Regions from separate parts of the Homo sapiens genome. Here region 1 is linked to region 2. Evidence: read pairs that join two places in POLR2A ChIA-PET (ENCODE). Cell type or tissue: GM12878. All regions are shown on one strand.

Region 1 (2,500 bases), 150 kb after region 2:
ACTCCGTCTCAAAAAAAAAAAAAAATAAAAAATGTTTTTTTGTGGATTATGTGCAGTACATCTTTTTGTAATTTAAAGCACATACAACATGGTAGAAGGAATGTGAATTAAAAGAAATTACGTGCATTTAATGCCATAAAATTTTTCTAAGATAAAATGCAATGAATTAGTCTAAATTTGTGTGTTTACATACAATCGATTATAGGTACTCTTTATTATGCTTTTAAGGATAGACGTATTAACTTAATCTTATGTTCAATTGTAGGCATGCCCAAGAGAATCGTAAATGCAAAAATTGCTTGCCTTGACTTCAGCCTGCAAAAAACAAAAATGAAGCTTGGTGTACAGGTGGTCATTACAGACCCTGAAAAACTGGACCAAATTAGACAGAGGTATGTTGAGAGATTATTTTTGGCCTTTTAAGTGTGAGTGTCTTGGAGGACTTTAACATTTTTAGCCAAGTCAAACTATTTTACTTCCAGAAAAATTAGCCTGGTGGTGTTTTTAGAGGGATTTGGGGTTATACAACCTATATGAAAATCGGCCTTTTTGTGGAATTTTGATTGTATGAGTCTATTAATATTAAAGATGTAAAAGACAGGAATCTAATTTCCTCAAAGCAGTACAGAACTCAGCAGTATAGTATTGACTGTAACCTACTGTTTGCTAGATACTGGAGGTGCAGGTGATATTAGTGGTTGGCATGCCAGAAGAGCTAATGGTGGAGGTAGTGTGACCATTGCTATAGATTTGACTGCCTGACAGTCACTTAAAACAATAAATTGTTTAGGCTGGGCACAGTGGCTCATGCCTGTAATCGCAACACTTTGAGAGGCTGAGGTGGCAAGAATCTGAAGCCCAGGAGGTTGAGGCTGCAGTGAGCTGTGATTGTACCACTGCACTCCAACCTGGGTGACAGCGAGACCCTGTCTCAAAAAAAAAAAAAAAAAAAATAGTTTAAACAGTAGTTAGACCTACAAGAAAGCTTTGCCAAGAGTAAGAAATGTGCTGTCATCTTTTAAATCAGTCTGCACGGGTGTTCTTTTTTCCTTCCTTCCTCATACAACAAAGTGTCCTTTCTTCCATCAAAGCCAGTCCCTCTACAGTAAGTGTTCTAGAGTCTGTTTCCTTCTGCTCTAGAGCCTTTTCTTTGATTCTTGTTTCATACTTGCATCTTCAACTAATTATGCTCTTTCCTGGATTCTTCCTGTGGCTCTTTTGTCCTTCAAGCTTCTTCATACATCCTTGTGCTATAGGTACTCCCTATCGTACATCTTTACAGGCAGATGTCATGAGTGGTTTACTACACAAAACTTCTCTGGTGCTTTTCTTCTCATCCCTTTTCAGCCCTGTTCTCCATTTGAGGGACTGCATGTTAAGGTCTCTAGCGTGAAATTCGGAAGACATTTTCAGCCTTCCTCTTACTTGACCTTTAGCAACCCTTTGATTATGTCCTTCTTGAAATGCTTTCGGGGATGGAAGGCTTTGTGATGCTGCTTTGTCTGGACCATGTCATAATACTCTCCAGGATAGCCCCTTTGTTCCCATGACTTCATGTATTATCTCTCTATGCCAGAGACTCTTTCAGCTGTTTCTCTAAGCTCCAAACACACATACCTCTATCTAGTAGAATGCTTTTCAAGCATCTCAAAGTGAACATGTCTAAAACTGAACTTGTGATAATACCGCAAATCTGCTTTTGACCATTTTAGTGATGGGGAGTCCTTCACACAGGCAGAAAACTAGGAAATGTCCTTAACTCCTCCTTTTTACCAACACTTTTTCTCCTAATCTGTCACCAAGACCGCTTGATTTCTACCTCCAAATTAAATTTACCTACTTTTCATTTTCTTGCCTAGACTGTTGTAGAAACACACCCAAGCTAGTCTCTTAGAGAAGCTTTTCTTTCTTCTTCAATCTAAATTATATTCTGTTGTAACTTCCTGTATTTTTTCTTCCTGGGGCTTATTACAGTTTTTACCATGAGTTTATATAACAGTGTGTAGCACACAGTACTTGTTTAGTAGACAAGCTGCTTTTGAGGTTGATCTGTAATTCATTTTACTTTAAAAATTCTTCGAATGATCTATTCACATGGCTTCACTCATATTGACTCTTCAAATCTGGATCTCCCATAGTTTATGGTTTCCATGATGTAAGTGACTGCCTCCTGGGAGCTTCACCTGAGTAACAGCAGAGACTTCAAACTTAATCTTGTCCTCAACTAAACTCTCATTTCCCATCCTGCCCCCAAAACTCTTGTTATTTATTTTACTCCAGGAGTCACCCAAGCCATAAAATTTGACTTTTCTGTTTAGGTTGTCTTTCAGCTTATATCTCATGTTATTATCTTCTTGTCTTCAGCCATTCAGTGCAGTTTCCACATTGATAATCAGGGAATCCTTTTGAAAACACAGATGATATACTAGTCTTGCTTAGAGATATTAAGCTTAGTATCTAGATTGTTTGGTGTAACCTGCAAGGTTTTTCACTTTTCTGG
Region 2 (2,500 bases):
TCCATTCACTCGTTGACACGTGTTTGGTTTGTTTGCACCTTTTGGCTACTGTGAATAATGCTGTTATGAACATTGATGTATAAGTATGTGTACAAGTCCGTGCTTTCAGCTCTTTTGGGTATATGCCTATGAGTAAAACTGGTTGTTCATATGGTAATTCTATGTTTAACTTTTTGAGAAACCACTCCATGTGTTCACAGCAACCATACCGTTTTACATTCCCACCAGCAACTGGTATCTATGAGGGTTCCGATTTCTCCACATCCATGCCAACATTTGTTATTTTTCTTCTTTAATAACAGCCACAGGTGTGAAGTGGCCCACTGTGGGCTCTGGCATAAATTTAGCCTGAACACATCAAGTTTCTGCACAGTGTCCTTATTGAGACAGTGCCTCAGTTGTCACCCTTGTAGCCTTTTTTCAGCCCAGGCTTTCTCTCCTTTTCCAAACCAGTTTGTTTTTATTGGCTTTTGGAAGTTTCACCAGTTCTCAGAGAGAAGGTTTGTATTCTTTTGATAGAATGAGCTTAATGAAATGTCATAAGATCAGAGATGCAGAAAGAAACCAAGAAAGAGCTTTTTACTTTGATGTGTAGGAGTGTGAACACTGATGGGGCAGGAGCCCTTTCCAGTCTCATCTGGAGGCACAGCAGCAGGGGTGGCCTGGGCCCCAGTAGCAACTGCAGCATTGGCTACCAGTGGGCCAGTTGGGTACCAACCTGAATGTCCAATAACTGGACAAACATACTATGACCATAGAGTGTAATTTCATGCTAGCATTAAATATGCTTCAAAAACATATTTAATGACACAGGAAAGGCATATGACTTAACTTAGGTGCAAAAACCTGAATACAAAGCAGTAATGATGTTCAATATTATAAACATGCCCTTTAAAAGACTAAGAAAAAGTACATCAAAGTGTTAGCACTTATCTATGATATAGGTCACTTTTAAGTCTCTATTTTCCTGTTCCCAGATGATTTATGATAAGCATTTCACATATTTTAATCAGAAAACAAGAAAAACATTTTTAAGCAAACACACCAGTGGCTGTAGTGGGTGCACTAAACTGGCTGCTAGCCAGGGAAAGCACGTGGAACCGCCTGGAACTCTGCCAGGGAAAATCCAGAACGGGGATGGTGGCCGAGAGGATTCAGCTATTTTTATAACTGCTGCCACCGTTACCTGAGCCCTCGCTTCCCTCTCCAGCCTGGTGTGGTGTAGACAAGCAAGGGTGACAAAGAGTTTACAGCAAACATACAACCGCAAGCTCATTGCCACCTCGTAATAGAAAGAACCCCAGAATTAGGGAAAGCACCATTAGCTACTGAGATGTTTACTGATGAAAGACTCTCCTCTTTTTCCTCCATAGCAGTTATATAAATGAGCCAGACGTGGCCTCGTGTGTTGGCCTACAATGTTGTTTAGGCCTTCACAGCAGGCTAGACCACTAGCTCAAAGCCCACTGGCACCAAACTCAAATTCTTCCACATTGATTGCTTTAAATATAGTCCAGAGAAATCTATTTTTGGCAATTTGGAGCCTACCTACTTTACATAGCCCACAAAACTGTGCCCAACATCTGCTAAGCCACAGGTAAGATGAACCTTGTTCCTATGAACTACGCTGTATTAGTCTTTATATTAACATAATGTCATATATGTACATACATGATAGAATGTATATACAGTCATGTGTCACTTAACTACAGGGCTATGTCATTAGGCGATTTTGTCATTATGCAAACATCAGAGTGAAGGGTATTTTAAAAGTTATTTAAGTGGTACACCTGTACAGGGCACTTACCACGAATGAAGCCTGCAGGACTAGAAGTTGCTCTGATGTCAGTGAGTGAGTGGTGAGTGAATGTGAAGGCCTAGGACTGTACCGCACACTATGATAGACTTTATGAGCACTGTACACTTAGGGAACACTACATTTATTTCTTCAATAATAAATTAACCTTACTTTACTGTAACTTATTCACTTAATAAACTTTTTAATTTTTTTGTAACTTTTTGGCTCTCCTGTAATAATATTCAGCTTAAAACACAAACATACTGTACAGCTATACAAAATACTTTCTTTATATCCCTATTCTATAAGCTTTTTTCTATTAAAATTTTTTTTTCACTTTTTATTAAAGACTAAGACACAGACACACACATTAGCCTAGGCCCATGTAGGTTCAGGATCATCCATATCACTGTCTTCCAACTCCACATCTTGTCCCACTGGGAGGTCCTCAGGGGCAATAACATACATGGAGCTGTCGTCTCCTATGGTCACAATGCCTTCTTCTGGATGCCTCCTGAAGGGCCTGCCTGAGGCTGTGTTATAGTTAATTTTTTAATAAATAGGTGCACACTCTAAAATAACAATAAAAAGTATAGTATGGTAAATACATAAACCAGTAACATAGTTGCTTATTATCATTATCAAGTATTGTGTACTCTACATAACTGTATATGCTATACTATTATATGATTGCAGCTCAGT

The links. Peaks named below come from ENCODE experiments on the same cell type or tissue, not always from the same donor. Only the 100,000 strongest peaks of a DNase experiment are listed, where the experiment ranks them.
Region 1: POLR2A ChIA-PET joins it to region 2 with 5 read pairs; 2 of 35 experiments call an interaction of 5 or more read pairs at or near these places.

The regions. Positions count from the first base shown.
Region 1 is chr6:159,781,833-159,784,332 of GRCh38, reverse strand. TCP1 (t-complex 1) reads left to right here. Exons shown (of 12, transcript NM_030752.3): 7 at 266-392. Among named protein-coding and RNA genes, the nearest start is that of SNORA29, 2.6 kb to the left of the region's middle. In GM12878, no CTCF peak of the experiment used is centred here; no DNase peak of the experiment used is centred here; H3K4me3 peaks cover 592 bases.
Region 2 is chr6:159,928,706-159,931,205 of GRCh38, reverse strand. No RefSeq gene overlaps it. Among named protein-coding and RNA genes, the nearest start is that of MAS1, 39 kb to the right of the region's middle. In GM12878, no CTCF peak of the experiment used is centred here; a DNase peak (open chromatin) is centred at 1,225; H3K27ac peaks cover 1,990 bases.